Linked DNA regions of Homo sapiens: all the other regions are linked to region 1. A link is a loop called in an ENCODE intact Hi-C map of the cell type or tissue named here. Cell type or tissue: GM12878. All regions are shown on one strand.

Region 1 (2,500 bases):
CTGGCCACATGAAAGCCAAGCAGCCAGTTTTCAAAAGGCTTTCGATGGCTGAGAAGGAATGTTCAAGGAAGGCTGTTGTATCACGGACGAGACTCTTTCCATGCTTATGGTTTGAATGTTTGCTCCCTCCCAAACTCTTGTGGAAACTCAAGCCCCAGTGTGGCAGGATGGAGAGGTGGGACCCAAGAGGTGATTGGGTCGGCCGGGCGCGGTGGCTCACGCCTATAATCCCAGCACTTTGGGAGGCCAAGGCGGGCGGATCATGAGGTCAGGAGATCGAGACCATCCTGACTAACACGGTGAAACCCCGTCTCTACTAAAAATACAAAAAATTAGCTGGGCGTGGTGGCATGTGCCTGTGGTCCCAGCTACTCGGGAGACTGAGGCAGGAGAATCACTTGAACCCGGGAGGCGGGGTTTGCAGTGAGCCGAGATTGCACCACTGCACTCCAGCCTGGGCGACAGAGCAAGACTCCGTCTCCAAAAAAAAAAAAAAAAAAAAGAGGTGAATGTGTCATGAGGGCTCTCTGCCCTCATGAGTGGATTAATCCATTCATAGATTAATGGATTAATGAATTAAAGGGTTGTTTTGGGAGTGGCTGGCTTTATGACAGGAAGAGAGGCCTGTGCCTGCCCAGTGAGCTCTCTCCCCACAAGATGCCCTGTGCTGTCATGAGACTCTGCAGTGTCCCTACCAGCAGGAAGGCTCTCCCCAAATGCAGCCCCTTGACCCTGGACTTCCCAGCCTCCAGAACTGTAAGAAAGACATTTCATTTCTTCTAAATTACCCAGTCTCCAGTATTCTGTTATAAACAATAGAAAAAGGACTAGGACGCCATCTTTATGTCTTTTTACGGTTGGGATGGGGAGGGAAGTGGTGAGGAGGAGACCAAAGTTGGAGATACCTGTGAACAAAGTGACATCCTTGAGGGAGTGAGCCCCCTTCACCAGTGGTGTACATTCTGCCACCCACTCATGTTTTATTCATCTGGCTTCCACCATCTTCCTTTGCCAGCCACAGTGTTATGAGTGCTGAGGGACAGAGCGGGGAGATGAGGATTCCAAGAATGAATAGAGTGAGTTCTCTTCCTTTTAAAGTTGCAAATGAATGATTACTCAATGTGGCAGCTACGAGCTGCAGTGAACAGTGCAAAATAGCAAGTTTCTGGGTCTTGGGGAATCGAGGAGGCATTTTTTGAGTGTGGTTTTGCAGAATAAGTCAGCATTTACCCACAGAGACAAGCAAGAAAGATGTCCTAAAAAGCAAAGCAGCAACTGCAGGGGCCACCTAGGGACAAAACCCCAAGTCCTAGTCTGTTGCTGTCACCAAATGTCACGTTGCCTCTTTGTGCCTCTGCTCAGCAGAGATCACCGTTGATGGAGCATTGTGAGGCCTTTCAGGGTGAGGAGGTGTTCTGCTCTGGAACTCTATCATCATCTTACAGAACATGGTGTCAGCTTCCAGGGACTGTTTGACACACAATTTTGGTTTCCCCCAAGCACAGAACCTGGCACATGTTAAAAACCTAATCAGTGTTTTTTGTCATGAAAGCAAAGCATTGTAATTCTGTGACTAAAGCATGACAGCTATATTTTGTCAGGTAGAAAAAGAACACAGGCGGTTGTCTTGACTGTGCTTAGAAGGGCGTACACTAAACCTATTACTATTGTGGATTTTATTTGTGAGATTTTCTTTTTTTAATGAAAGAAGAGGTGTTTAACACATCTTAACTGCAATATTTGCAAGTGTTCATAAGCCTGAAATGTATAGAACTGAACTGAATTTTTTAAAGTTAGGCATCGTTACCATGATTTTAGCAGTTGTTTATTGAGTAGGGATAAGGGGCTTTGCACACTGCATGCTTTCTCTATGTCTGTTTACTTTGATTTTTCCTCTCATCTCTATGTGAAAGTGGAATACATTTCCTCAGAAGAAGCCTGACTGGAAGCAAGCATCTGCAAAAGCAACATGGACTTGTCCTTAATAGGAAGAGGAGCTGCTGGCCTGGGCATGAAAGGGAGAGCAGGAAGGCCAGGGGCTCAAAGCACAGAGATGGGGCGCAGGGAGGCAGCAAGGGGTGGACAGAGTGGGTGACCTGGAGACTGTGAGGAGGGTGTTAACACTGCTAGAGAGAAAGCATGGGTATGTTAGGCCAATCTTGCATTGCTATGAAGGCATACCTGAGACTGGGTAATCTATAAAGAGAAGAGGTTTAATTGGCTCACAGTTCTGCAGGGTGTACAAGAAGCATGGCACCAGCATCTGCTTGGTTTCTGGCAAAGCCTCAGGAAGTTTTACTCACGGCAGAAGGTGAAGCAGGATCAGGCACATACACGGGCACATCACACGGCCAGAGTGGAAGCAACAGAGAGGGAGGGAGGAGGTGCCACGCACTTTTAAACAACCAGCTCTTCAAAGAACTCACTCATCACCAAGGGGATGGCTTTAAGCCATTCATGAATGATCTGCCCTCGTGATCCAAATACTTCCCGCCAGGCC
Region 2 (2,500 bases), 210 kb after region 1:
CTTTAACTAGAACCTTTATAAAGACAGCCAGAGTGTTCTTTGAGAATGTCCTATTCCCTAATTATAGAATAAAATTAGAATCGGTTTATGGTAGTTATTTAAAATATGGTTATGTCTACGTAATGGTAACCAAACACACACATACTGTCAGGCTTTGATGCTGACTTCTAATCTCTTAGCAGGCTGTAGCTGAAGAAGCTGTGCTCTGGTCTCATTCAGATTTCTTTTCTACTTTTTGGACAATCCTCCTCTTCTTCCATGTCTCACACTGCTCTCCTTCATATATATATATATATAATTTTATTTTATTTTTTTGAGACGAAGTCTCACTCTGTCACCCAGGCTGGAGTGCAGTGGCATGATTTCAGCTCACTGCAACCTCTGCCTCCCGGGTTCAAGTGATTCTCCTGCCTCAGCCTCCCAAGCAGCTGGGATTATAGACGTGTACCACCATGTCCAGCTAATTTTTGTATTTTTAGTAGAGACAGGGTTTTGCCGTGTTGGCCAGGCTAGTCTTGAACTCCTGACCTCAGGTGATTCACCCACCTCAGCCTCCCAAAGTGCTGGGATTACAGACGTGAGCCACTGCACCCACCCTTGCTTTCCTTTCATAGAGGTCTTCTTGAGGACGGTGCCTTTCTTTTCTTGCAGAGTAAAAATATTCTTATCAAGATGACCATCCCTAAAGCCGTTCTTAAGGAGAAAATGTTTGTTTGAGGAGAGACTTAAAGAATCAAATGTGAGACTCTGGGGGCAGGAGTCCAGCTATGTATGTAAGCAAGTAAGGGTGAAGCTGTGCCACAAGAGAAAATACAATACTCCAGGGAGTGAGGGGAGAAAAAAGAAAGGCCTGGAGGGGAGAGAGGAGAGGAGAGGAGGAGAGAAGGGGAGAGGAGAGATAAGCAGGTGATTGGCTGCTGTGGAGTGGAGGGAAGCAGCCTGCCAGCAGGTGGGACAAGCAAAGGTCCCTTAGGAACAGATTCTGCATTGCTTCCTGTGCAGTGTGCAATGTGACAGCCCTCTCCACTCTGTGACCCACAAAAGGTCAGGGAAAGGGGGTTTGGGCCAATGTAACCTACATTACATGTGCCAGTAGATGGCAGACAGTCCTAACTAGTCTTGACGCTACACAGTGATGATGTAGCACTCTGTCTCCAGTGGCAAATGTACCTTCCTCATCATTTGTATCCGACTGTGGGTGCTCTCCTCTCATTTCCCTCAGATCTTTATTATATTAGGCAAAAATTTCCCTTTGCATAGCGCTGCTACTTTGGTTTTTTCTCTGTGGCCTGTCTGAGTTTCTGCCACACTGCAGTGGGAAGAGACAGGTTTGATCACATCCTGCCTTTGTCTTCTAGATCAGGGGGTCCCTAACCCCTGGGCCACAGACCAGTACTGGTCCATGACCTCTTACAAACTGGGCAGCACAGCAGGAGGTGAGCGAGGCTTCATCTCTATAGCTGCTCCCCATTGCTCGCATTACCGCCTGAGCTCTGCCTCCTGTCAGATCAGCAGTGGCATTAGATTCTCATAAGAAAGCAAACCCTATTGTGAACTGTGCATGCGAGAGATCTAGGTTGCACACTCCTTATGAGAATCTAATGCCTGATGATCTGTCACTGTCCCCCATCACCCCCAGATGGGACCATCTAGTTGCAGGAAAACAAGCTCAGCCCTCCCATTCATTCTGTATTATGGTGAGTTGTATAATTCTTTCATTATATATTATAATGTAATAATAGAAATAAAGTGCACAATAAATGTAATGCACTTGAATCATTCCAAAACTACCCACTATCCACCCTTCTATCCATGGAAAAATTGTCTTCAACAAAACTAGTCTCTGGTGCCAAAAAGGTTGGGGACTGCTGTCCTAGATTGAGTGCAACCTGAAAACTGCTCCCCTCCTGTGTAGAAGTCAGGAAACCATGCAACTTCCTGTGTAACACTGTTTCACAGCCCCCTTGACTGACTGCTGAGGTTTTACTTTTTAGTTAGTTTCAAACCCTATGTTATATGGGCTATACACGTATTTTGTGGAATTGATGCCAGCCTACTAAGCTTTTCAGTAGTCTTTCTCACGATCTCTCAGACTTCTGGAAGACTCACTGCACAGAAAGTGTGAGATGCCCCCAAAGTCTCTTGGGCTCTTGATGTCACATAATCTGTATATGTATTTGATAGAAATGTATAGAAACCAACTGTATGCTTTCTACACAACTAGGGAAAATTCATCTGTCTGCTTGCTTCAGGTTCTCCCACTCATTTATCCAACAAATATTTATTAAGCACCTCCAAAATGCTTACATTTCCCAGCACCAGGAATACAGCAAAACAAAGTTCCTGTTCTCAGGGAGATTAACTTTTAGTGGGAAAAGACAGACAATATTTTTAGTACAATTGTTTAATAAAAGAAGAGACTGCTTTTTGAAAAGCTTCTTGGATTTCACAAGGAAAATTGGAGTAAGTGTTCTGAAATACTTTCAGCTGGCTGTTTATT
Region 3 (2,500 bases), 110 kb after region 1:
TGATATGCTGGCAAACCTTGGCCAACTTCCAGTCTTGTCCTTATGACAGGGGACTGCTGTGTTGAGTTCCCGTCTCAGGCCTCACATCCACCTTGGCCCTGCCTTGGGAGCCTGTAGGTGTGGGCAGAAAAGAGGGACGCTGCCTTCCTGGCTGGGCCTTTCTTCACACACAGGCACGAGGACCCAAGCTCTAAAGGATGAAGTCCCCATGGTCTCCGAAGTTTTCATTATCATCCCCCTCCTAAAGCTCCACCTTGGAGGCAATGCACTGTAACAAAAGGACCAGCACAGTGCCCAGCACACAGAAAGCTATCAATCAATGTCAGCCTTAACCATTATGTTGGTTGACTTGCCATCCCTCTTCCTCAACTGCAAACTATGTGAGAGAAAGATTCATGTAACCTTGGTATTACACAACTCCATCGTGGTGGGTTCAGTTGCATTTGTCAAATGATTCAGAGTAGGACAACGGGAATTTTCTTTACAACATCACAGCATTGTAAAGTCTTTGCTTTGCACGAAAGTGTGGGACTGAAGAAATGATTGTGCAGGTTGAAACTGTGAAGCAATTTTAAGAAGCAACAAGGAAAATTATGATTGTTTCATAATCTTCAAAAAATTTTTAAAGTGTTAAGAACTGTTTTACTACTGGTCGTAAATGTATAAGAACATTTAAAGATAGCAAATTGAATACTTATTTAGCCTGTCATAATTTAAAAAATGAGAAACATTGAGAAATAGTGTTTTATTTCTTTGTAAAAGACTTATGGAGAGTAAATTGAAAAGGGCTTTGCCACCTTCTCATTGTGAAACTTACAGTATGGACCAGGCATCTTTTCTATGCCTTGGCAAATTGTCACATTCCTTTCTATATTTGGATAGGCTTCCTACATTTTGTCCTGCACACTTTCAGTGCTGTGAAATATCTCCAAGAGTTTCTTTAATATGAAGTTTTTGCCAGCATCTTTATCCTGAGTCCCTCAAAAGACACATCCAGAATCTCTCAAAAGACAACAGCATCAACTTTCCCACCATCAGCTCTTTCTTCTCTAAACTCGTTTACGTCTGAGTCAACTTTCACCTCCTGCATTCTCACTTTTTGTTTCTTTGCTATACTTTCCTCTTCATTGGCTACCTACCTCTCTTGAGTATTCATTTCTGTGAAATGTCACGTGGGTTTGTCACTGGGAGCCAAGAGAGCAGCACGACCACACGCTTTGCTGTCTGTGTGGGAACTGATAACACGGAAGGACTGAAGGACGTGATGCGGTTAATCACTGATCATGATGCACATCTGTTATTACGTGGTGGTCTGTGGACTGCAGAGCAAGCAGCAGAGGTTGTCCCCCATGCAATCACTCACAGTTAATGGTGACTGAAATTGGAACCATGTTGTTAGGGGGCTGGTGTTATTTAACCTCAGTTGCCACAGGGCAATGAAAATTCGTGCGTTTGGGAACTATGCAAGGTGAGGACTGCCTGAATGTTCCATAATGTGATGAGTGCCTCACAAACAGGGTGTATATTATCACTGAGTTTTTTCATTATTCTTGACCTTCAATATATAGACATTCTTGTTGATGGTATCAGGTTGTTTCTGCGTGAATGAGCTTTACTCCTCTGAGAAATGGCATTCCTGACCCTCCTCTTTGAATCAATTGCACAAAAGTATCTGAAGGAAATTTGCTTACCTGCTGCTTTCTATGGAAGCTTTCCTGCAGCATGACCTAGTGTCTGTTTCTGGTTGATGATTAACCATGGGGAACAAGCGTTTGAGATAAAGAAGTTGCAGAACTTTTTAGAGAATGTAATATGTTAATGTGCACTGGGACTCTCCCTGAGCTATATCAAGTTTCCTGGATTCTGAAATGCTATAATTTTAAAAGTGTCATAAGGTTAAAACAGCTTTCTAAGAAGTGCCTTTGTTGGAAGAATACCCAGGAATGGTGCGCTGGACAGCTTTTGTACAAGTCTTGCATTTTCTCAGAACTATCTCTCATCTTGGCCATGGCATCAGTCACATCCTGAGTGGCTCACCTTGACTTGGGTTGCCTCCTACTGCAGTTCTCCTAAACTCTGGTGGGGGACACGGGCACAACCCACCCAATACTCGTATGTGCTTTACCTGGAAATAAGGAGCAGAGGAGCTAGGGGAAGGAGCCGATGGCTAAATGTTCCTGCCTTTTTTCCCTCAGGCAGACAGTTCTAAGGTGCACGCTGTAGGTTGCTGGGACAACCCTGGCAAGATCTTCCCCCAGACATCCACCTTGGCGGCCGACTTATTAACTCATTGGTCTATTGACTTTTGCTCCTTGCCTCGCCCCTGATCCCTGTGCCCTCTTTCTAATAAGCTACCTGCTGGTGAGGCTCTGCCTTGGGGGAAACCCAGGCTGAGGCAGGTGGGATGTTATAACCAGGGAGGCCTGAGTCCTGGGTCTTTGCCTGGGGTCCCCAAATAGGAGAGGGATTGGAGGAGGTATTGTGGGGGAGAGTGTTGCAA

What was found. A loop is a pair of places that touch in the nucleus more often than their neighbours do. Peaks named below come from ENCODE experiments on the same cell type or tissue, not always from the same donor. Only the 100,000 strongest peaks of a DNase experiment are listed, where the experiment ranks them.
Region 2: it touches region 1 in a loop (4-fold over the local background); 2 of 110 quality-filtered maps call a loop at or near these places.
Region 3: a loop joins it to region 1, with 4 times the contacts of the local background. A loop is called at or near these places in 6 of 110 quality-filtered maps.

Annotation. Positions count from the first base shown.
Region 1 is chr6:6,797,373-6,799,872 of GRCh38, reverse strand. The region is part of intron 1 of LOC101928004 (a long non-coding RNA gene); the gene reads left to right. Among named protein-coding and RNA genes, the nearest start is that of LINC03055, 87 kb to the left of the region's middle. In GM12878, a CTCF peak has its summit at 1,357; a DNase peak (open chromatin) is centred at 1,224; H3K27ac peaks cover 1,954 bases.
Region 2 is chr6:6,583,469-6,585,968 of GRCh38, reverse strand. All of the region lies in intron 1 of LY86-AS1 (LY86 antisense RNA 1), which reads left to right. Among named protein-coding and RNA genes, the nearest start is that of LY86, 4.0 kb to the left of the region's middle. RefSeq lists an enhancer at 777-886. In GM12878, a CTCF peak has its summit at 1,092 (motif pointing right); DNase peaks (open chromatin) are centred at 1,058 and 1,959; H3K4me3 peaks cover 2,124 bases; H3K27ac peaks cover 2,230 bases.
Region 3 is chr6:6,683,353-6,685,852 of GRCh38, reverse strand. No RefSeq gene overlaps it. Among named protein-coding and RNA genes, the nearest start is that of LY86-AS1, 62 kb to the right of the region's middle. In GM12878, no CTCF peak of the experiment used is centred here; DNase peaks (open chromatin) are centred at 392 and 1,222; H3K4me3 peaks cover 754 bases; H3K27ac peaks cover 2,218 bases.